2 separate regions of the Homo sapiens genome follow, and region 2 is linked to region 1. The links are chromatin loops, found by intact Hi-C in ENCODE. Cell type or tissue: IMR-90. All regions are shown on one strand. Each heading gives the region's core, and the rest is flanking DNA. Links, peaks and the distances in the headings are about the cores only.

Region 1 (17,108 bases), core at 3,513-11,512:
TAACCAGGGTTGGGCCAGGCAGAATCCCAAATTTTCAAAACAGATGTATATAATCCCCCACTCCTTTTGTCCTGATTATTTCCCAGGAGGCTACAAGGATGAAATGAACCCTTTCTGAAGGTGGCCACAGTTAGTAAGCAAACTGCTTCATACAGGAGTGTGGACCAGGAGGAGGTAAGAGAGGTGGAGCCAGAAACATTTTTGAGTTGATTTTCAAGAAGGCCTTTCCAAGCTCTCAACAATTCCAGATACCTGAGGATGGTAGGAAGCATGGAATGTCCATTAAGTACCTAACTATTGGCTCATTGTTAGGCATATCATGGTCAGACTATAGAAGGTCTAGGAACCCCAAAACATGGTCCTCAGTGCTATAGCTTGAATAGGCTAATCAGATTGGAGCAGCAACTCCATATGGTGGAGCAGCAACACCATAACCTGAAAAATGTCTATGGTGGAAAGGCACGAGGTGAGCCCAAGAGGAGGTGACAGAGGTCCCTGCTGGGAAGGGGCAAGGGCAATCCTCCATGTAATGTGGACTCCTTCACCACAAGAAAAGGAGGCCAACTGGGCAAGATACATAAGTCTGGTATGCAGTGGTATCTTCTGCATGAAAAACATACCTTTTACTTTGTATCCATTCTATTGTGGTGGGTTCATTGCCTTATCTAGTGCAGTGATGGATCCTAGTGGCAAATCCCAGTGACCAGGCAATACAGACTTGTTCAGCGACTTGATTTCAGTCGGTCTTATCAGAGAGCAGGCCCTTACTGTTACTGTGGGTATCTATGTGAGTGACCCAAAGTGTCTGATTGGCAGCCACAATTTGTTTGTAGTTTGTGGCCCCAAACAGGAATATCTTTAATTTACCAACTGTAGTCTTCCAAGTGGCAGACCAGGTGACTACAGTACTGTTAGCAGACCAAGAATCAGTAAAAATACGGCTAGTCTTTGGGAGTATTGCCTAAGGTAAGGGTGATGGCTTTTCATTTCAGCCCATTGGGCTAACTGGTCATTACCACTCAGTCTCCTGGAGCTGTCATTGAGGTTGGACAGCTACTGCCCCCTACTGGACACCATCGGGTTTTAACTTAGCCAAAGCATCAGCAAACCAGGCCAAGGCATTTAAGGGACCATTAAGCCAGCAGCTTTGCTTCAGACAGTGGCCACCTGTATACCCAGTGCTTTGTCCTCAATGTCAAATAAGTCAGGCTAAAGCAGGAATCAGATACATAGAACAGTTGACTCTGTCCTATTAGGCAAGGTTTTGCATTCACATTCACTTTTGAGCACCTGCTCACTCATGTCTCAACCAAATGAACTTCTAATGTTTTCAATCCACCTAAAGATCCATGTCAAATAGCAAAATCTTCATTGTTCTCTCCATTTATTTCTGTTTTGGAGATTTCTTGGCCCTGCAGCCGCAACCACATGGTCTTTCAGCTTGCTGCCCCCGTGGTCATGTACCATTCCTTCTTTTGCCTGCCCAGAGGAAGGTGAGCAAAAACAAAGGCACTATTTGGGTGGCTTGCTTTAATCCCACCTCTCACCATTCAGACTCATTAACAGAGAGAATACTGGGGTCACTCGCCCCTTAACCTTGCCCACCACCTGGGCATGATCTCAGGGGGTCTTCTCACCCTTGAACCTAAGGATACCTGAGAATGGGCCTCTAGGGTTCTTGTCCTTACTCTTCAAGAAAACTATGTCTCTCCAGCTGGGTGCAGTGGCTCATGCCTGTAATCCCAGAACGTTGAGAGGCCGAGGTGAGTAGATCACTTGAGGTCAGGAGTTTGTGACCAGCCTGGCCAACATGGTGAAACCCCGTCTCTACCAAAAATATAAAAATTAGCCAGGCATGGGGGCACACACCTATAATCCCAGCTACTTGGGAGGCTGAGGCACAAGAATTGCTTGAACCCGGGAGGCAGAGGTTGCAGTGAGCCAAGATCGCGCCACTGCACTCCAGCCTGGGCGACAGAGTGAGACTCTGTCTCAAAAAAATAAAAGGAAGAAAGAAAGGAAAACTATGTCTCTGTCAGTATCCTATCATCTTTTACTGTCTTGTCAGTTCTGGCATTTAATTAACCCTATTTACAAGGTAATAAGTTAGCTGCAGATGCTGGCAGAAGACACAAGACTCCCATCAGAGACGAAAAGCGTCATTACTAATGGCATAGCTAGGAGCTAGGAGTACTTATCTGTTTGCATGAGTTTCCCTCCCCTCCAAGGATTATGGGGGCAATATGGAGGACTCAGATGGGCCCAGCACACAGTGGGTTTGCATGACATCTGAAGAGTGCTAGATTTTGGGAATCTCCAGCTTTTAGTAAATAGAGTAGTAAGCAAGCCTGCTTGTTCTTTGCCCTGGTGGGTGACATTACCTCGTCACTCAAGATTGCTCACTGCAAACCCCACTCTGGAAAATGGTCCCAGTAAAGTGGAGTCAAGCTTTTGCATTCTTGGCATACCCAGTAAGTACATTCAGGGACATTCAAGGCCCAGGGCAGATTGCCTCTCCCAACACTATTGTGGTATTTCCAAAACTCATTTGTGTCTGCAACCACTACAGAAAAGTTTGATATAATGAAATTACTGATATTTGCGACCTATATACTTCCTAGGGATAGTAATTCTTTTTACAAATTAATACAGTAAATGCCTTGAGAGTTTATAAATACATAATTATATAGCTATAATTATAATTAATAAATCATGTTTCTATTTTTCCATTTCAATTTTAAGTAATGTATTTTGGGTATATAATATATTTAGGATTTAAAATGAACTATGACAGAGTACCTACTTTACATTTGTGTGTGCTATTATAAATATAGTTATCTTTCTAGGCCAAAATTTTATACCAATTTGTAAATGAACAAAAAAATATAGTGAACATTTATATATATATAGTGAGCAATTGTTTTTCTCTCCAAGTACAGTGACAGAAAATATAAGCACTGGGGACACAGAACAAGAATGCAAAGAAATTAATTGGAAAACATGTAGGTCCCAAAGTATTGGTTTTGGGAAAACATCTGGCCTCTTCAGTACTCCAGTGGGGAGAAGGGCCACCGTAGGCAGTTTTAGTCAAGTCTTGGGCATTGAAGTCTGTTAAAGTAATCGTCTCAGCTGAAGAGGAAGCAAATAGCAAAGGCCCCAGGGAGACAGATATAGAAAATATGGTAGCCATTTTGGGGAAAAAATGTAGAGGTAGGATCCAGAATATTTTGAGGATCAGCTGCCAATTATCTATAAGTTAATCATAAAGGCACTTACTGGGAACAAACAGCAGTCCTGTAGAATATGATTTCAGAATAGGGTTCAGGAAGATGCCTCCTTCCTTTTCACTGATTGAAAGGTGGTCATATTTGTGCAAAAGGCAAGAAAATTCTTAGAATTTTGGAATATTCTTTGCCTCACTATGAGGCTACAGCTTTATAGGAAGCTGTTTATCTAGAGAAATGGCAGAAGCAGGACACCATCCAAGCCTCAGGTCAGGAAGCTACTCACTAGCTCACTGTTAATAATTGTGACATCCCTAATATCACTGAAGACAGGGCTCCAGGAGATCTGTGTAGGAGCAGATTGTTATAATGGACTAGGAGCTGGGTGGAAGATGCTCTATGGGTCAACAAGGAGAAAAAAGGAAAACAAAGCAAACAAATGAAAAACAAAAATGAACCTGCAGACAGAAATTTCAAAATATTTGAAGAAATCTAATGCTAACAAAGCAAACAATATTATTCAGATTACGAATTCATTCCTAGTGGGAGAGCATAAATAAAGCAAAAAAATAAGCCACACAGAGAAGATATTTGCAAAACCAACCAAGAATTAGTATCCAGAATACATAAAGAACTCCTATAGATCAGTAAGAAAAAAAAACAAATAGCCAAGTTCAGAAATGAGTTACAACACAAGAAGGCTATTTACAAAAGAAACAAATATCCAGCAAACATATAAAAACATTCCACCTCAATTCGGGAAATGCACATTAAAACACAGCTGTAGGCCAGGCACAGTGGTGCACGCCTGTAGCCCCAACTACTTGAGAGGCTGAGGTGGTAGGATCACTTGAGCCCAGGAGTTGAGTCCAGCCTGGGCAAGCTATAGCAAGACCCCTTCTATTAAAAAACAAAACAAAAAACTGTAACCGTCAGATTGGCAAAAATTAGCAAGTCAGACAAAACCCAGTGTGGTGAGGATGTGGAGAAACAGGAACTCATACATTACTGTTATGAATGTTAACTTGGAGTAGCTATTTTAGAGAGCAATCTCAAACCAGAAGTTTCAGAAATTCTTATGTACTTACCAGGAGATATGTATGAGAATATTCATTACAATATTGGGTAATCTTGAAAAATGAGAAACATGCTAAATATCCCTCTAGAGAAGAATAAATATATTATTTTCATATGACAGCATACTTATTCCAGTGAAAATGTATGAACCCAGGCAACTTGAATAAATCTGAAAAATACTGCTTTGAGTAAAAAATGACACGATTCATGCAAGACCATTTGTACAAAGATTGAAAACATGTAAAACAATACTATGTCGTTTATGGATATATATATATATATATGTTTGTATGAAATAGAAGCATAAAAACATTCATTGGAATGATAAACACCCAATTCAGGATAGTAGTCTCCAAAGAGGGAGAGAAGGTAATGGAATTGGGGACACAAAGGAAGTATTAACTTTATCTGTTAGGTTTTATTACTTAAAAAATGAAAAATCCAAAGCAAAATATCAAAGTATTTTTCTCAAAATCTCCATATCATTGTTATTACCATTAAATAGCTATGTGCTTTTTTTTTAAAAAAAGGAGTTCATCTTAAGAGAACTGGACAGACACAAATATAAAGTTAAAAATCACATTTTGACCTAATTTGTTTCCCAGATTCCTTTCAAGTGCTGTTCTCTGGGTCAGAGAACTTTTAATTCTCTTTCACCCTTTTCATACATTTGGAGAAAATCTAAGTGTCATAATCTTTATGTGACAGATGAAAGAAGCTCTTGGTGTTAATTACAGGAAGATTTAGAGGAAAATTATGACCACCTAATGAAAAACGAAAAAAAATTTATTCACTGTTTCAGAGATATTGGGAAATGTTTTCACATTTCAGAAGCATGATGGACCTGATCATAGCAGAGTAATGTCCTTTTAAATGACTAAATCAAGACCTTCCTGTAACTTCAGCTCCCTTACTTCTGCTTACCTACCATCAGAGTTTTCTTAAGTATATATCCTCTTTTGATCTATTATCTCCTTCGCTCTTATACTATTTCCTACCCACTCCAAAATTATAAAAGCAGACCCTAAAACAAACCGTCCTCCAAACAGGATCAGTTTCTGTATAGCTCTAACAGGTTATACTAAATGATTAACTTCCAGGCCAGGCACAGTGGCTCACGCCTGTAATCCCAGCACTTTGGGAGGCTGAGGCAGGCGGATCACCTGAGGTCAGGAGTTTGAGACCAGCCTGGCCAACATGGTGAAACCTGATTTACCAGGCTTGGTGGCAGGCACCTGTAATCTCAGCTATTCAGGAAGCTAGGGCAGGAGAATTGCTTGAACCCTGAAGGCAGAGGTTGCAGTGAGCTGAGATTGTGCTACTGCACTCTAGCTGGGCAACAGAGCAAGACTCTGTCCCAAAAAAAAAAAAAATAGATTAACTTCCAAATCCTCCAAAAAGTATTTGCATTATAAGAATATTCTCAAAAACATAAGAACTCCTCAGTTCAAGAAATACCGAGGAAGTATTTAGACTTTCTGTAATGAGAAGGTTTTACAGGAAGCAAAGTAGCCTATAACATGGGTCCAAAGGGTCACACAACCTTCAGAGGGTTGTCAAATTAGCTTACTGCCTCAAACTAGTATCTTCCTCTGTTCCATTGATACTAGAAATATTCTCCTGATTTTAGCACTTAAAGTTCTCTGTCCCTTCTGCTCATTCCCAAAGATTGAATTTGCATACAGGACAATTTTTTTTTTTTTTTTGAGACAGGGTCTTCTCTGATACCCAGGCCGGGGTGCAGGGGCACAATCATGGCTTACTGCAGTTTTGACCTCCTGGGCTGAAGTGATCTTCCCACTCCGGCCTCCCAGAGTGCTAGGATTACAGGTGTGAGCCACTGTGCCCAGCCAGTTGCTTGTTTAGGAGAACAAACAGGTTGGCCTTGGTCCAAGTAAATTATATTGTTTCTAGTCCAGCCTTCATAGATAATATCTGATGGGTCTCTGTCATTTGAAATAGGAGATGCTGGCCTCCTCCCCAAGGTACCTGCTAAATTCCTATTGTCTATGCCTTTGTTGGTCCTATATCATCATTATCTGTAGGCAGAATATAGACATCTTTCTCAGTGAAAAAAAAAAATCAGACAAACCACTACTGTAATTCCCCATTATCCACGGTTTTGCTTTCTGTGATTTCATTTACTGTGGTCAACCATGATCTAAAAATACTAAGGTATTTTGAGAGAGAGAGACCACATTCACATAACTTTTCATACACTATATTATTATAATTGTTCTATTTTATTATTAGTTATTGTTAATCTTTTACTGTGCCTAATTTATAAATTAAACTTTACCATAGATATGTGTGTATATGAAAAAAATAGTATATATAGAGGGTTTGGTGCTATCTGCAGTTTCAGATATTCACTGGGGATCTTGGAATGTATCCCCAGGAGATAAAGGGGGACTACTCTATTTATAACATTCTAACTATTTTTACTTTTACCTTTTCCTAATCTTGGTTCTTAATCACTAGCTGAACTGTGTATATTACAATCAGATCTTTCTGTCTGCATGCCCTTTATCTTGGGCCATTCTTGGTTCTATCTGACCATCTATGTTTTGTTGAATACTACACACTGGAAAACTATTTATAATAATAAAAACATCTACTGAGCATTTGCTTTGTTCACTGTTCTAAGAACTTTTACAAATATCATTTGTCTCATTTCATATGCATAATAACTTCAGGTACCATTATTACCCCTGTTTTATATATGAGAAAATAGAGGCACAGGAGGATAATTTATTTAATCTGTGAAAATGTTTGATGATACTTCTGTGAGAAACAAAGATGAAATTATGTCAAAGAGCTTTGTAATACGTAAAACAAAGTACGAGCATTGTACTGTTATCTGCTTCATAACAAGGCTCAATGAATATTTGTTGAATGAATGAATGAGTAAATATCATTACTGAGTTGCACTGTGTCTTGTGAGGGTAGAGTCCTCAGAATAATGTAAAGTGTAAATATGCCAAGCACTGTGTCTATAGCTCAGTAGTTACCCCCACCAACATATACTAGTTTCCTTCTTCTCCTTCCCTTTTCCTCTAATTTCCAATCGAAATGACTGTCTGATTGAATATCTTTAAAGGTCATGATGAATTACTCTGTAATATTTGAAGTGTTATGTTCAGAAAGGTCAAACTTTATTTTTCGGTATGAAGTGTCACACAGATTTGTTTTTCCTGGGCAAACTTTTTTTTTTTTTTTTTCCCCAAAGAAAAGATGGCAAGAAATTTAGAGCAGGGTGCCCTCTTGAGGAAATTTTAGCATCTTCCTTCTCAAGAACTGACATCAAATGAAATGACAAGTCCAGATAAATGATGTACACTATTAATGAAGCTCAGAAAAATGAAACATTAAAAAGTAAGAATAACCAAATACCAGGTATTTGAGAATTAAGATTCTTAACTGTTATGATCTAATATAGCAACTGTAAATAAGAATTTTTATCATTTATTTATTTATTTATTTTTAATTTTTTTTTTTGAGACAGAGTCTCACTGTGTCACCCAGGCTGGAGTGCAGTGGTGCAATCTCAGCTTACTGGAGCCTCCGCTTCCTGGGTTCAAGGATTTTCATGCCTCACCCTCCCGAGTAGCTGGAACCACAGCTTGCACCACCATGCCCGGCTGATTTTTTTTGTATTTTTAGTAGACACAAAGTTTCACTATATTGGCCAGCCTGGTCTCGAACTCCTGACCTCAAGTGATCTGCCCATCTCGGCCACCCAAAGTGCTAGAATTACAGGCATGAGCCACCACTCCCAGGCTTGTAAATAAGAATTTTTAAATGAAAACAAAAACCTCTAGAAGATATTTCATTTCTTCTTATTTACTCATTTCTTCAAGTAATATTTATTAGGCACCTATTCTGTGCCAGGAACTATGCTGAGCACAGGGATCAATAAAACATGGTCTCTGCTTTCATGGAGCTTACAGTTTGTGAGGGAGCTCACACTGAAGAGAAACAAACAAATATATATGTAATTGCAAACTGAGAAAAGTACTATGAGAGAAATGAATAGGTACTAGAATAAAGAATAACAAGTAAGTTCTATTTAGGGTCATCAAGGGAAACCTCTCTGAGAGGAAATATCCAGCAGAGTCCGTTGGCTTTTCCACCTATTCCAAGTCTTCCCATCTAATATAGACAGTCTACAGATCCTCTTTCCTAGCCATGGTCTTTCTTATCTTCTCTTATCTCTGCCCCTGTGGTGGACTGAGTCAATCCTATCTCTGCCCCTGTGGGCAAGCAGTTAGTTCTCATTCGTCCTTCTGCACCTCACTGTCACTCTAGTAACCTTGCCTTACAGCAGGGATGTCCAATCTTTTGGCTTCCCTGGGCCACACTGGAAGAAGAAGAATTGTCTTCGGCCATACATAAAATAGCACTAACAATAACTGATGAGCAAAAAAAACAAAACAAAAAAAAACACGCAAAAAAATCTCATAATGTTTTAAGAAAGTTTAAGAATTTTGTTGGGCCACATTCAAAGCCATCCTGGGCCACGTGCAAGCCAGGTGCCGCGGTGTGGACAAGCTTGCTGTAGAGCTGCACATTCTTCACAGTAGGTGGTCTGCTTGATTAAAAAATGTATTCCTTACTAATATTGATAGTCCCTCATAGGAGAACATCAATGCATTATCATGCTAAAAGGGCCCACTTCTAACAAGGTTAAGGATGACAAATGGACAAATAATCCTGCCTGCCATTATCCTCTGAATAGGGAGAGATAAATAGGCACGAAGTAGGCTGAGAACCTGATCAGGCAATACTGTTTGGTCACACTGACCTTGAAATATCTGAGGTACCAAGCACATAGAAACCTCCAACTGGAAGTAAAAATGAGGAAATAGATCTGAGAAAAGAGCCCAGAAGAACAATTTTTAGAGTCTTATTTTGTTCAAAGCTGCCATGTTACACAGACTTACTATGTAATGGTTGGCCTGGCTCATTAACACTCTTGCTGTGGCCCTTGTAACTAAGCTTCTTTCTCTTTTTTTTTTTGAAATGGAGTCCGGCTCTGTCACCCAGGTTAGAGTGCAGTGGTGCGATCTCTGCTCACTGCAACCTCTGCCTCCCGGGTTCAAGCAAGTCTCTGCCTCAGCCTCCCGAGTAACTGGGATTACAGGCGCCTGCCACCACGCCTGGCTAATTTTTGTATTTTTAGTAGAGACGGGGTTTCACCATGTTGGCCAGGCTGGTCTAGAACTCCTGACCTCGTGATCCCCCCACCTCAGCCTCCCAAAGTGCTGGGATTACAGGCATGAGCCACCGCACCCGGCCTGCTTCTTTCTTGAGGTGGGTTGATTCTACCAGACTGGAGGATTTAACTGACTTGGAGAGTACTGCCTGCAAGTGGGTGGGCCTACCATGACTTCTGAGTTGGCATTTAGGTGACCGTTTGAGTCTGGGATCCAAACTTGGTTTTTTTGTTTTTTTTTTTTTGAGACGGAGTCTCACTCTGTCGCCCAGCCTGGAGTGCAGTGGCACGATCTCGGCTCACTGCAAGCTCCGCCTCCCAGGTTCACGCCATTCTGCTGCCTCAGCCTCCCGAGTAAATGGGACTACAGGCGCCCACCACCACGCCCGGCTAATTTTTCGTAGAGATGGGGTTTCACCGTGCTGGCCAGGATGGTCTCAATCTCCTGACCTCGTGATCCACCCGCCTCGGCCTCCCAAAGTGCTGGGGTTGCAGATGTGAGCCACCACGCCCGGCCCTGGGATCCAAACTTTGAATAAGCTGCCTCTACCTTAGTTGTACCCATAAATAGCTTTCTTTAAGAAAACTAATCATCCATACCTTATTAACCAGAGGTCCTGAACAAAACGTTTAACTACTTTGAATCTCAGTTTCCTCACCTGTAAATTGGGATTTAACATCTCTGCTTATTTCGCATTATTACACTTTGAGTATAAATAATAGGTACTATGTTGGTCAAAATGTGCTGAAACTAATACACCTACACATTGCTGCTGTTAGATAGCAATTTGGAAAATACACCAAACACTGTAAAATGTGCAAACGTCTTTGACCCAACAATTTGGTTCCTGATAATTTATTCTTGTGAAAAAATTAAGAAAAAAAATGTGAAAAAAGATGTACAGTGAAGCATTTACTACAAAAAAAATATTAGAAACATTCTAGATATCTAACAATAATAGACTGGTTAAATAAAACATGTTGTTTTATTTGCAATAAAATATTGGCCAGCCACTATGTAAATTATATTCATGTAGAAAGTTCTTGGAAGGAAACATGAAAAAATAAAACAATTGATAGTATAGTGGAATTACAAGCATTTTTCCTTATTAATTTCTCTGGATGTTATTACTCTAGGAGAATAATTAACATACTTAAAACATTTTAAAATTAAAAAAAATTTTGACCCCATAGTACATTTTTTTCTTATCATCTCTTGTTTTTTATTTAGGGAAATTATCGTTTCATGAAACTCTTACTTACACGCAGAGCAAACTGGATGCAAAAGGATCTGGAAGAGATGACTCCTTTGCACTTGACCACCCGGCACAGGAGCCCTAAGTGTTTGGCACTTCTGCTGAAGTTTATGGCACCAGGAGAAGTGGATACACAGGATAAAAACAAGGTAATGGATACTCAAAATCAAAGACTAATAAGACCAGAAAGCAAATGCTTCCTTTTATGATGTGAAATTTCAAGGAAGAAGGCCTGAATTACCACATATATACATGGTAGAACAATTCCAAATCTCCATACATCTCAGGGAAGTATTTCACTTAAATTCTGTCATTTTATCCTCTCAGCAACCATGTGTGTTAGGTAGTATCATCTTTTTACAGATGGAAAAACTGAAGCTCAGGAAGATTAAAAGTTTGCCCAAGATGCAAGTGGCAGAACTAGAATTCAAATCTAGTCCTGTCGGCCGGGCGCATTGGCTCATGCCTGTAATCCCAGCACTTTGGGAGGCCGAGGCAAGTGGATCAGCTGAGTTCAGGGGTTCAAGACTGGCCTGGCCAACATAGTGAAACCTCATCTCTACTAAAACTACAAAAATTAGCCGGGCATGTTGGCATGCGCTTGTAATCCCAGCTACTCGGGAAGCTGAGGCATGAGAATCGCTTGAAACTGGGAGGCAGAGGTTTCAGTGAGCCCAGATAGTGCCACTGAACTCCAGCCTGGGTGACAGAGTGAGACTGTCTCAAAAAAAAAAAAAAAAAAAAAAAAATCAGTCCTGTCTTAACTCCAAAACCCAATATTTGACAGGGAGTCATAATAGTTACTATAGGTGGTTAGACTCATGATGGCCAAATGCCCATGGCAATGTCCTAAATGCTTAGTGGTTTAGTGGCCTACGCTTTGGTATCAGCCTTCCTGGGTTTCAACCCAGAATCCACTACTTAACTTGTTCTGTGTCCTTGAGCAAATTGCTTAACTCCTCTGTGCCTCAATTTTTGTATGTATGGAAAAAGGTTAATAGGATTACTGTTAGGTTCAGCATAGTATTACATTTCAGTAAATAGAATCAGAACAAGTATAACATAGGAAAAGAAAGGAATTACGTGTTGTTTATTGAAGATGTGGTTATAGGTAATTAGTAAGTGCTATTATACTTGTGGCTTTTTAAAAATCTGCAGTTGTTAGTAAGCAAAAGTAGTAAGTTAAATAGTGAGTGTTCATATTAAATGCCTATAGGTACACCTTGAAGGAATACCATGTATGTCAGTTTCTAAAGTTTTTAATGTGACAGATGAGCTTGGTTCCTGCTCATTAAATTATCTAATTGTAGATTGGATTGCTGACAATGCTACTCACGAGGGCTAATATATATTTAAACAGTTCTTACATTTTTTCTTAATAATTATCCTAATAGGGAAGCCAGTCTTATAGAATTATGTTGACGAGAACAGCAGAAGAGATTTTAAAGCAACTTCAACAAGTTCAAGATGATCATTTTCAACTTTTATCTGAAATAAAGTGTGAACATTGTCAAAATCAAAATGGAGTTGTTTCTGTTTAAAACAACAACAACAAAACCTGACAGAGCCAGGGAAGGCCATGAAGAGAGGATTCTTGTGCTTGTAAGCCTGATTAAAAAAAAAAAAAATCACAGACTGTGCAAAAACCACAGCCTTGCACAAAGGCCATCATAACCTTACACAAAAATTACTTCTTCAAAGACATTTGCCCAGCAACTGCCTGTCCAACCTTGCACTGGCATTATCTTTGTTATCGATCTTTGTAGCCAAGGATCATCATTTGAAAACAATTACGTAATCCTGCTCATTTTTCTTTTAAAAACTTTTGTCTTCCTTTACTTGAGTACACATAGTTTAGCAATGCCCTACTACCAGATACCAAATAAACATTATTTTCTTTCTTTCTTTTTTTTTTTTTTTTTGAGACAGAGTCTCACTCTATCACCCAGGCTGGCGTGCAGTGGTGTGATCTTGGCTCACTGAAACCTCCACCTCCCAGGTTCAAGCGATTCTCATGCTTCAGCCTCCCAAGTAGCTGGGATTACAGGCATGCGCCACCAGGCCCAACTAATTTTTGTATTTTTAGTAGAGACGGGGTTTCACCATGTTGACCAGGCTGGTCTCGAACTCCTGACCTCAAGTGATCCACCCGCCTCGATCTCCCAAAGTGCCGGGATTACAGGCATGAGCCACTGCGCCCAGCCAAACATTATTTTCTTTTAGAGAGACTCTGTTATTTAGGTTGACTAAAGCAAGTGCTGCTGTATTTTCAAAATGTATCTTTTCATCAATAACTGGGTCTAATAATTTATCCTCTAAAATTATATTTAAATTAAAATTTGTCTACTGATACATGGAATGGGTTCCAGATGCATGAATTTCCTATGCATGTATTTTTTTATAGATATTAAAATTCGAAACATCCTGTCAAGTTCTTAAGGTCCTTGGTGATAACCAGATGTGCATTATCAAGATCATCACTTACTTTGTTGATGATTATTTATAAATGACTGGGCCGCTTTCTCTTTCTCAGTGTTATCAGTACCGGATGAACTAAATAACTGTCATGCCTAAGAGGTCAGATTCTGGAGTCAGACTGCCTGGGTTAAAATCTCAGTTCAGCCACTTACTTCCTTTGTGTCCCAGAGCAGATTACTTAGGTTCCGTGTGCTGTTTCCTCATCAATCACATGCAAATTTAAAAACATACTTGTCTCCCAGAGATAGTAAGATGACTGCATGCAATTAAATAGACAATAGTCTCCCTTGTTCAAAGGAAATATATTCCAACACCTCCAATGGACACTTGAAACTGCGGATAGTGTCAAACCCAATTCCCGTCAATAGGAACACATTTCTGTTCATATCTTCTACCCACAAATTTAGTACTTTTTCCGTCTTAACTAAGCACTTATCAGGCACTATGGCCATAATTTTTGCAGTTTGGTATGCAACAGCAAAACCAGCATGAGTTTCTTCTTCCTTCTTTACAGTTTCACAGATAGATTTGTTCTTACGGTAGAGCTTAGCAAACTCAACAAACAATTTTTTCTTATTAAGTTGAGAGCTTTCACCTTTTCACTTAAAGGAAACACTTCATAGCTGCTCTTTGGCATATCTGAATCACCAGTATCAATAATTTTGAGCTTTGGGGCCATTAAGTAAAAGAAGGATGACTTGAACACAAGCACTGTGAATCTAATATTGTGACAATGAATGGGATAACTGAGTTGGCTGCTAGGTGACTAACTGGCAGGGAATGTCTACGGTGGGGATATGCTGAACAAAGGAAGGATTTGTGTCCCAGGTAGGATGGGGTGGGATGAAGCACTATTTCAACATGTTATTTAGAATGGCACACAATTTAAAACTTATGAATTGTTTATTTCTGGAATGTTCTATTTAATATATTTAGACTTCGGTTGAACACAGAGACCTGAAATCATGAAAAGTGAAAACAAAGATACAGGGCAACTACTGTATAAAACTCTTATAACAGTGCCTGTCCCACAATAAAAGATTGGGGAAAGTTAGTTGTTACTGTTGTTATTTCGAGAACCTCTCGATTTTGCAGCAAACAGCTCTGCATTGGAGTGCCTACTACAATAACCCTGAGCATGTGAAGCTGCTCATCAAGCATGATTCTAACATTGGGATTCCTGATGTTGAAGGCAAGATCCCACTTCACTGGGCAGCCAACCATAAAGATCCAAGTGCTGTTCACACAGTGAGATGCATTCTGGTGAGTTGAATGGTACTGCTAGACCTGAATGGCCTTGAAATTTTTTTATTATGAATTATTTAATATATACAAAAGTGTATATTTGACGTACAAGCAAATTATTAAGCAAAAGAATACAACAGACATATGGACTCATCCCCCAAGAAGTAGAACATTTCAGTACCACTATTTAAGACCACATAGAGGTTTCCTATGTCCCAGTTTTTAAACGCATTCATTCCCCCTACGCCGTGCTCATTCCTGTACCCCAGCAACTACTTCCCTGAATCCTGAATTTATATTTATTTCCTTACTTTGTTTCATACTTGTTTTTATTAAACAGTGAATAGATATAAGTATCAGTAAAATACATGTAAAGTATAAATAATAATGAAACAACAAATACTCATATACTCAATATCAAGTTTAAGAAAAAGTATATTACCATTACCTTTGAAGTCCTCTGAGTGGAGTACCTCTCAGTCTCATTCTATTCTCTCCTTTCACAGAGGCAACAACTGTCTTCAATCTTGTGTTATCATTCCCCTGATTTCCATTACCACATTTATTTGTATCCTTAAACAATATATTGCTCAGTATTTAAAGGTTTTGAATTTGATATACAAGGAATTATATTGCATGTTTTTGTTTTTGTTTTGTTTTGTTTTTTTGCAGTGCCCTATTCTTTCTCGCTCAACCTTATGCTGTTTATTTTATTTTATTTTATTTTGAGACAGAGTCTTGCTCTGTCACCCAGGCTGTAGTACAGTGGCATGATCTCGGCTTACTGCAGCCTCCACCTCCCAGGTTTAAGCAATTCTCCTGCCTCAGCGTCCCGGGTAGCTGGGACTGCAGGCGTGCGCCACCGTGCCTGGCTAATTTCCGTATTTTTAGTAGAGACCGGGTTTCACCATGTTGGCAAGGATGGTCTCGACCTCTTGACCTCGTGATCTACCTGCCTCAGCCTCCCAAAGTGCTGGGATTACAGGCGTGAGCCAACGTGTCCGACCACTGGTGATTTTATCTATGTTGCTGCATGTAGCCATGATATATTAATTCTTACTGCTATATAGGATTCCATCTTACGAATAAGCCACACAGTATTCATTCTGTTATTGACAGATACTTTGTTTCCAGTTTTTTGTTATTTACAAACAGTGCTGCATTGACATTTTTGAACATATCTAGGATATATATTTAACTGGTTGTTATAGGTGTATAGGAATGCAGTTGATATTTTTGATCATTGATTACATATCTAACTAATTCGCTAAACTCCTTATTTGTTTCGAATATTTATCAGTAGATTCTTTGAGGTTTTCTAATCCCTCTGTCCCAGCTTCTAATTTACATGCTATGATAGTCCAATAGTTAGTCATATTTGTTTTTAACACACAAATTAGACTTTAAAGTATTATTTTTTAATCGTTTTTTACAACCTCTGATACTAAAAGTATTATTTTGTATATGCAATGCTTAGCTCTGCATTTTTTTTGTATCTCAAATTTTCCTTCTAAAGTTATTATTTTACATCCTGAAATATAGTTCTTAGATTTTTTTTATTATTATACTGTAAGTTCTGGGATACAGGTGCAAAACGTTCAGGTTTGTTACATAGGTATACATGTGCCATGGTGGTTTGCTGCACCCATCAACCTGTCATCTACATTAGGTATTTCTCCTAATGCTATCCCTCCCCTTGCCCCCCACCCCCCAACAGGCCCCACTGTGTGATGTTCCCCTCCCTGTGTCCATGTGTTCTCATTGTTCAACTCCCACTTATGAGAACATGTGGTGTTTGGTTTTCTGTTCTTGTGTTAATTTTCGGAGAATGATGGTTTCCAGCTTCAACCATCTCCCTGCAAAGAACATGAACTCATTCTTTTTTATGGCTGCATAGTATTCCATGGTGTATATGTGCCACATTTTCTTTATCCAGTCTATCATTGATGGGCATTTGGGTTGGTTCCATGACTTTGCTATTGTAAATAATACTGCAATAAACATATGTGTGCATGTGTCTTTATAGTAGAATGATTTATAATCCTCTGGATATATACCCAGTAAGAGGATTCCTGGGTCAAATGGTATTTCTGGTTCTAGATCCTTGAGGAGTCACCGCACTGTCTTCCACAATGGTTGTACTAATTTACACTCCACCAACAGTGTAAAAGCATTCCTATTTCTCCACATCTTCTCCAGCATCTGTTGTTTCCTGACTTTTTAATGATCACCATTCTAACTGGCATGAGATGGTGGTATCTCATTGTGGTTTTGATTTTCATTTCTCTAATGACCAGTGATGATGAGCTTTTTTTCATATGTTTTTTGGCCACATAAATGTCTTCTTTTGAGAAGTGTCTGTTCGTATCCTTTGCCCACTTTTTAATGAGTTTTTTTTTTCTTTTAAATTTGTTTAAGTTCCTTGTAGATTCTGGATATTAGCCCTTTGTCAGATGGATAGATTGCAAAATATTTTCTCCCATTCTGTAGGTTGCCTGTTCACGCTGATGATAGTTTCTTTTGCTGTGCCAAAGCTCTTTAGTTTCATTAGATCCCATTTGTCCATTTTGGCTTTTGTTGCCATTGCTTTTGGTGTTTTAGTCATGAAGTCTT
Region 2 (8,000 bases), core at 1-8,000, 100 kb after region 1:
TCATTCAAATTGCTGATTTGTTCTGTTCTAGTGGCACAATTTATAAAGAATGTTTCCCTTTTCAAACGTACTTCTCCCATCCAAGATTATAAGCACTTTAAACAAGTATCTTTGAAAAGATCTCACACAAGGCAACTCATATATAGTAACTATTACTGGTTGATGAACTGAATTTTAATAATTATTAGTTTCTTTTTAAATGAACTATTACCTCTGTTACATCCCAGTGGTGTAAAAATTGATCCAAATCTGTAAGGTAGAGAAGCACAGGGGAAAGCTGTGTCTGGATGACATGAGGAACTCCTCGAAGGCTCTGAAGCCAAGTCAACTCCTCTTTCGAAAACCCTAATTCAGGTAACAAAGAAAGCCAATTTAAAAAAACAAAAAACAAAAAACAATGACTTTCTTAAAAAACAGAGATGACATATGCCTTCAAGTGAACATTCTTTAAGCTACCTTGTTTTCTCTGAGCTTCTGCATTTCATGCTATATTTTAAAAAATAAAATGCTAGCAATGAAGACAGTTAAATTCATATAATTATATAAAAGATGTGATCAGACCCAATCTATAATATAGCAAGAAACAGGTTTTACCACTTCTACTAGGGTTTTGACAATTTTACTTAGAGTGAAAGGCATAATCTTTCCAATTAATGGTAGGTTTAAAAAAGCAAATGAGCAAGTAAAAGCAGTAATATACTCCTACATATATATCAAATGCTTTAGGTTCTTAGATAATAGACCTTCAAATGTTTCAAAACTACTCCATCCCCCTAGGTGTTTTTACTTTGACAATACATGTATAGTTCATTCAACAATTTCTAGTTCCCCTTACCACCTCTATTTACACTTGGCCTAACCTACACAAACAAGCTGCCAAAGTCACTCCTGAAAGGTAGTTCTCAAAATGATCAGAATACCACTGATGTGGCCCAACCCTATCTACCTTGATGTTCAAATCACTATACTTCTGTAAGCACTACCTAAAGAGGCATCATCTAGTTTGATAGCCATGTCATAGTACTGACTCCCAATGAGCTTTCTAAAATCACTAAAAACTTTCTGACAACTACTATTAAAACACACAGCCTCTCCCACCTCAAATGTATACATTCATAAATATACAGTAAACATATAGGAGCTTACATTTATCTTCTGAAGTATTTATCTTGCTAGATTCAGCATAGTATTGGATCTGTCAAGTTCTTTTTGGATCCTGACACTATATTAACTCTCCTAATTTCAAGTCTTCAGAAAATTTCAAAGAATCCTATCATTATCCAAGTATACAATGAAAATATTCAAATAATACATTTAAAATAATAGTAGTAGTACATCAAACTTAAAAATACAATAACATGACATTCAAATAATGCTCAGGGTTTTGATACTCATACTATAAGAGATTTAAAGACAAATCATCCATCCTCCTGCCTCAGAAGCCTAACAGTGTATGTAGGTTAGAAATATTCTTTCGATTTCCAGTTACTAATCACAAAAATCACTCCAAGATAGAATATTTATCATCTTCAAAACTGAACCAAACTGATAAAATGGCAAATCTTAGAAGGAGAATTGTGATTCATATTAGGTTTTTTCTTTTTTAATCTGGCAAGTGAATGTGGTTACCTGTAAGTGTGGAAAATAAGAAGCTGAAATAGTCTACATCACTCATCAACCAGTCTTTAGCTGAATACTTCCACCCAGAAAATGATGATCTATAAAAAACAAAGGGAGAACTATTACCAGAAGTGACCAACTTGACAGACTTGTCAAAGGTAGCACAGTATATAACCATTGTTCTTTACTGAAAACAAGTTTGATTTAGTAGCTTAAAATAAAACCCATAGTATGCCTTGTATTAATTTCATATCCAAGGGCTCAAGTACCCTAGTATGAAAGTTTGAAATTCAAACATATTAATACAAACTTTCATTAAAAAGCATACTTGATCAACATATATAGTACAACAGAAAATTTCCATCCCATCTGAAAATCAGACTCTAAGGAGCCAAGATGAAGTTTTGCTTTTCAGTAGTAGGTTCAGCTGCTATGTATTTACTATTTGATTTTTATAGTCTTACCCTCAGCAAATGAGTTATGTTTAAACAAGCTTCAGCTTCCTACATAACTAAGCAAAAGTATCTTAATTAGGCAAAGAAAACTTATCTTTAAAGCCACTATAAGGCAACTATGTGTTCTTATTCTTAGTAAAGTTGTAACTAGGTCTATTTCACAATAGTGCAGCTAAGGTATTGGCAGAGGACTCAAAAGGAATAGCTAAATGTAAAGCAGCTTCCCATTAAATGAGGATTATTTGGTTCCTCCTATGAGATCAGTTTCTAGTGTCTCCTTTAAAAATTCCCTTCAAGGTAAGGCTAGGAAGAAAACAGATGTCAGTCATGGGTATTGCAAAAAGGCTGAGAATAATCAGACAAACTTATACTAAAAATTTTTATCACAGACAACTGAATAAATATCAAACAAAATTAGGAACTTCTAATTCACCTATAAGTACTTAGTAATTTTTTTACTGTTATAATAATTGCATTTATATTTATTTATATATATATTTTTTGGGGGGATGGAGTTTCTCTTGTTGCCCAGGCTGGAGTGCAATGGCATGATCTCAGCTCACTGCAACCTCCACCTCCTGGGTTCAAACGACTCTCCTGCTTCAGCCTCCTGAGTAGCTGGGATTATAGACGTGCACCAACACACCCAGCTAATTTTTGTATTTTTAGTAGAGATGGGGTTTCACCATGTTGACCAGGCTGGTCTCAAACCCTTGACCTCAGGTGATCCACCTGCCTCGGTCTCCCAGAGTTCTGGGATTACAGTTGTGAGCCACTGCACCCAGCCTTATTAATATTCTTAAGGAGGGGACAGGCATAAAATAATGAAAACACTCTTCTTGAGTGTCATTCCCAGGTGATAAGCAAAGGTCTATGGGGACAATAGCACATGCTAAGGGGGTTATAAAAAGCACAGATGCTCAACACAAAGAAGTACAAAATAGTGGTTGAAAAACAAACTATTATCTTCTTGACCTCAATGAAAACAGGAAGCAATTGTGCCATCCAGTGGCCAAAAGGGGCAGCAAATTTATTTAACAGCCTATTTAAAATTCTGACCCTGTGAAAAGTGATAAATGACAAGCAATATATCATACTGTCTTTAAAACTATGAAAACCATATATACTTTCCAAGCCTGAACACTTCTGTGAGTAAAAGGGGGTGGCTGGCGCTGATTATGCTGGGCCAAAAGGAGTAAAATGGAACTGTTCCTGGCAGACCAGGTCATATGTTCACCCTATTTAAAACCCAAGCCAAACTTCTTGGTGCAAGCCAATTTCTCCTTCCTCAGAGATTTTACCTAACACCACGGAGCATCTTTCCGTATTTATGCTTTCTGTTTCCCCAATCTGGCTATAAATAAACTGGGGTAGAGGGGTAAGAACTGAGAAAAGGCCACTGGATATTATTATGAAACACCACAAGTAGAATGGTATGAGGAAAACATCAGATTGTAAAAAAACTATAACTGGTTGGTAAAAAGGTAGAGAGAGCAATTCTAAACACATTTTTTAAAAGCTGAGAGAAAATAAACATGAATGATTTCTAGCTGATGGGTTTTTAACACATGGAATCCTTGCTTAGGTGGTACATGTCCTGCCATTAGACAAATGCTTTAATAGAGACAGCAAGGTATCAGAACTACAAAAATTGAGCTAAACTTGATCTCACAGACCAATTAGTGTGACAAGATAAAAATCAGAAATGAGTAAAGGAGTATTGCAGAAAAATCAATCTGGCAACAGTATACAGGATGCATAGGACTGAGAAGCAACATTGTAAGAGTATAAGTGGGAAATAATTTAAAAGTTGACTATTTTATAGTCATGGTCAAGAAGAGGAGCTATTTTGAATAAAAAACTAAAGATATGAAGTAACCCAACATATGTCTGAATGAACTAACCGTCAGTCTTTTTTTTTAAAGATGGAGTCTCCTTCTGTCACCCAGGGTAGAGTGCAGCGGCATGATCTCAGCTCACTACAACCTCCGCCTCCTGGGTTCAAGCAATTCTCCTGCCTCAGCCTCCTGAGTAGCTGGGGTTACATGCATGAGCCGCCATGCCCAGCTAATTTTTGTATTTTTAATAGAGATGGGGTTTCACCACGTTGGCCAGGCTGGTCTCAAACTCCTGACCTCAAGTGATCTGCCTGCCTCAGCCTCTCATAGTGCTGGGATTTACAGGTATGAGCCACTGCGCCTGGCTAGTCTTATTATGACCCTATGAAAAGTGATAAAATGATGGTGCTATGGGCTCAAGAAGGCTGAAAAGTCCTAATTTTGTATTCTTTTTAAAAAGGGACTACTTTAGATGGGAATAATATACCTACATAGAGAGAAGTCTACTAATGGACTCTGTACAAATACTAAAAAGCAAAATTTAATTTGGTAGACTTTTAACTACAATGACAATCATTTAAATATGAGTCTGTATTATCAGTATTTGTAAAATTAATATATTTTCCCAATTCTCGCCACTCATCGCCACAAAAAGATAAAAGCAAAAAAACCCCAAGATTTTAAAATAATCCTTGACAAAAGTTATTAAACATAAGTGAACAGATGTTGATGAAGACATTAAATGCATCTTCCAAGGAGAATCAATTTCAAGAAACATTCAAGGGGTGATTTAACGGAACTGAATGTAAGTTATATCTAAGGAACAGAGTGCCCTCTACTGGAAGTCAAATAAAAAACAAGCTCTTAAGTTACGGAAAATTTTTTTTAAAAATTTAACTTTTAAAAGGCCTAGCATTTTGCTTACACAAAACAAAGTGCAGTTTTTTAATATCTAAAAAGAAAAAACATGGGAAACTAATCAATATTTAAAATTCTTAAAAAATATGTCCAGGCCCCTCTAATGTGCATATACAAGGAAGAAATAAACCTAAAATTTTTAAATACAAACAATATTTTATTTATATGTTTTTCTCTGTTTTGGTAAAAGGCAAGTTTATTGTCAGTTATGAAGCACACTTCCAGTGACCAGAGTCAAATATCTGTCCTATACTGGTATGAAGAAAGTCTATTAAAAGTAAGCTACTCTTACCTACCTGAGATAGGGGATCTATACAAGAAAAGTTTTCAACTACAGCCTAGATTTCTATTTCTGCCTAAAACCACATCAGACCCTACCCACAACCAGTAATACTGCTGAATACTAAAATACTATGACTGAAGATATATACATGAGGATACTTCCAACATGAGCAACATAAAACCTTTCAGAGTTTCAGAGTAAAATGGCACAGCCGCTATGGAAAATGGCATGTAGTGCTAGCTACTTTGGAGTCCAAGGAGGGAGGATCTCCTGAGCCCAAGAGTTCAAAGCTGCAGTGAGCTATGATCATGCCACTTGCACTCTAATCTGGGCAACAGAGTGAGAACTTGTCTCTTGAAATATTAAAACTTTCTTTTTTTTGAGACAGAGTCTCACTCTGTCGCCCAGATTGGAGTGCAGTGGTGCCATCTTGACTCACTGCAACCTCCACCTCCCGGGTTCAAGCAATTCTCCTGCCTCAGCCTCCTGAGTAGCTGGGACTATAGGCATGCACCATCATGCCCAGCTAATTTTTGTATTTATAGCAGAGATGGGGTTTCACCATGCTGGCCAGGCTGGTCTTGAACTTCTGACCTCGTGATCTGCCCACCTCGGCCTCCCAAAATGCTGGGATTACAGGCATGAGCCACTACGCCTGGCAAAACTTTTCAAGAAAGGTTAAAATGGTAAATTTTATGTTATGTTTATTATACCACCAGGAAAAAAAAAGTGAGAGATTACAAGTGATTCCTGGTCTCAGTCCACAAGCTTGTTTAATTCACCAGCTACATTAAATTCTGAGCTCTCTGAAGAAAAGGTCTATACTGCAATTCCATAACAACAAAGGTTTGAAGTACGACACCATCACCTACCAATAAATCCCTTACTACACACACTTTTGATAATTCTATTTCAACCCTTATTCCAAGCTATCTATAAAAGTCATTAAACAAGTAACTTGAAACAGTCTTACTCTTGTGAACTTACTCTACCTAGTGATATAGTTTTAATTGTTGCATTAAGAGTAAATGAAAGTAGTGTATGCGACTTCAAAAGGCTTCCGTAATTCACAAATTACCAGTAAAAGGGGAAAAAGATTATACACTTAAAATACAGCTCACTTGAGCATGCTACCTCATGTGCAGTATCCCGATAAGCATGGCAGCCAAACTTGAACTGAGTCTTCCCATAATACAGCAACGACTTAACCGAGAAAGCAAATCAGCCGGCAGACTGGGTAGGAAATATACAAGCTGAACCAAACGCTGCTGAGAGTCTGCAGGGAGAACCACCACAGCACCTTCTTGTGGATCTAGTGAGGTGGATAGACATATTAAAAACAACTATAAAAGACATGCAAACCAGAGATTAATAAAGCAGATCAATGACTTCCATTGAATTATGGGCTAACATTTTATGCTGAATTTTATGAATATCAATTACATAAAAGCATAATTATATTAATATCATAAAACACATATGTATGGCTTGTTAAGCTACTGCATAAAATAAAACACCAAACATAATTTAAAGATTTAATATACAAGTGTCTTGTTAGAAATAAAAACTTTCAGGGGGGTAATAAGGAAAAGAGATTGAATGCAAAGTAAACAAGCAATTTTGCTAAACAGTGACAATTACATCAACCTGACTTAAAGCAAAAGACTTTGTTTGCTGTGTGTATATATATATACCTACAGATATATGACCAATATTGAAAAATACATATTTAAAACTACAACCCACAAAAGGTGGAAACCACTCAAATGTTCATCACCAGACAAATGGATAAATACCAGTGACATATCCATACAACAAAATACTACTCAACAATAAAAAGGAATAAAGTATTGATACTTGTTACAACACGGACAAATCTTGAAAATATTATGCTAAGTGAAACAAGCCAGACACAAAAGGCCCCATGTTATGTAATTCCAAAATATCCATGATAGGCAAATCCATATAGACAGAAAGTAGATGAGTGATTTCCAGGGGCTGGGGGAAGAAAGGAATAAGGATGAACTTCCAATCAGTACAAGTTTCTTTCTGGGGTGATAAAAATGTTTTAGAATTAGACAGTGGTGATAGTTGCACAACCTTAGGAATATATTTTTTAAAATTCATTGAACTGTACATTGTAAAATGGTGAATTTTATAGTATGTGAATTATATTTCAATAATTATATGCATACATACATCCCAGTTATGTTTTAATAATTTTGCTTAAAATATTAGTTAAGTCAGTCCTAGATGAACAAAGAATATATGAAAGTCATACGAGATATTCACTATGATTAAATAAGTAATAAAGATATGTCTTGCCATCAGAGCTTCAAAGGAATTTTTAAGTATCAGATTAGTTTTGAATTTATGAATAGCAAGTGGTTTGAAAGACAATTTAAGAATGCAATAAGCATCAACAATCATTAACCTTCTATATTCTAATAAATATTGAAAATGAATTTACTGTATGATGTTTTGTTCTGGCAATTTAACCATGGTATTACTAATTCAGACTAAGGGAAAGGCAAAATTACAGAGCTCCCCTTAAAAACTTCTTTTGTATATCAGGGTGGATCAATGACTACCCATACCATTAAACAAATGAACTCTTACCATAAATTCGGAGGGCAGTAGCTTGTAAACTTTTTAGTAATTCTTTATTTGCTCGTGCTGCAGCGGTATGAATGATATCGATAAGCTGTGTAGAGAGCTCAGGATTTCGGGAGCCAAGATGAGCAAGTTGCAATGGTAAGCCAGCCAGCCAACGGGATAACACTTTACTACGATATCTTAGAAAGGCCAAAGAAGAATAAAATGTAATACTCAAAGACAAGGGAAATAAATTTAAACAAAAAAAAAATTTTTTTTTAACTTAAATAT

Evidence for each region. A loop is a pair of places that touch in the nucleus more often than their neighbours do. Peaks named below come from ENCODE experiments on the same cell type or tissue, not always from the same donor. Only the 100,000 strongest peaks of a DNase experiment are listed, where the experiment ranks them.
Region 2: it touches region 1 in a loop (4-fold over the local background); 4 of 110 quality-filtered maps call a loop at or near these places.

What each region holds. Positions count from the first base shown.
Region 1 is chr9:100,215,315-100,232,422 of GRCh38, forward strand. It overlaps INVS (inversin), which reads left to right. Exons shown (of 17, transcript NM_014425.5): 4 at 10,748-10,921; 5 at 14,346-14,513. Among named protein-coding and RNA genes, the nearest start is that of INVS, 120 kb to the left of the region's middle. In IMR-90, for the core only: a CTCF peak has its summit at 7,565 (motif pointing left); no DNase peak of the experiment used is centred there.
Region 2 is chr9:100,320,054-100,328,053 of GRCh38, forward strand. TEX10 (testis expressed 10) reads right to left here. Exons shown (of 15, transcript NM_017746.4): 8 at 7,734-7,909; 9 at 6,249-6,426; 10 at 1,630-1,718; 11 at 212-345. Among named protein-coding and RNA genes, the nearest start is that of TEX10, 29 kb to the right of the region's middle. In IMR-90, for the core only: CTCF peaks have their summits at 3,076 (motif pointing left) and 4,741 (motif pointing left); a DNase peak (open chromatin) is centred at 4,728.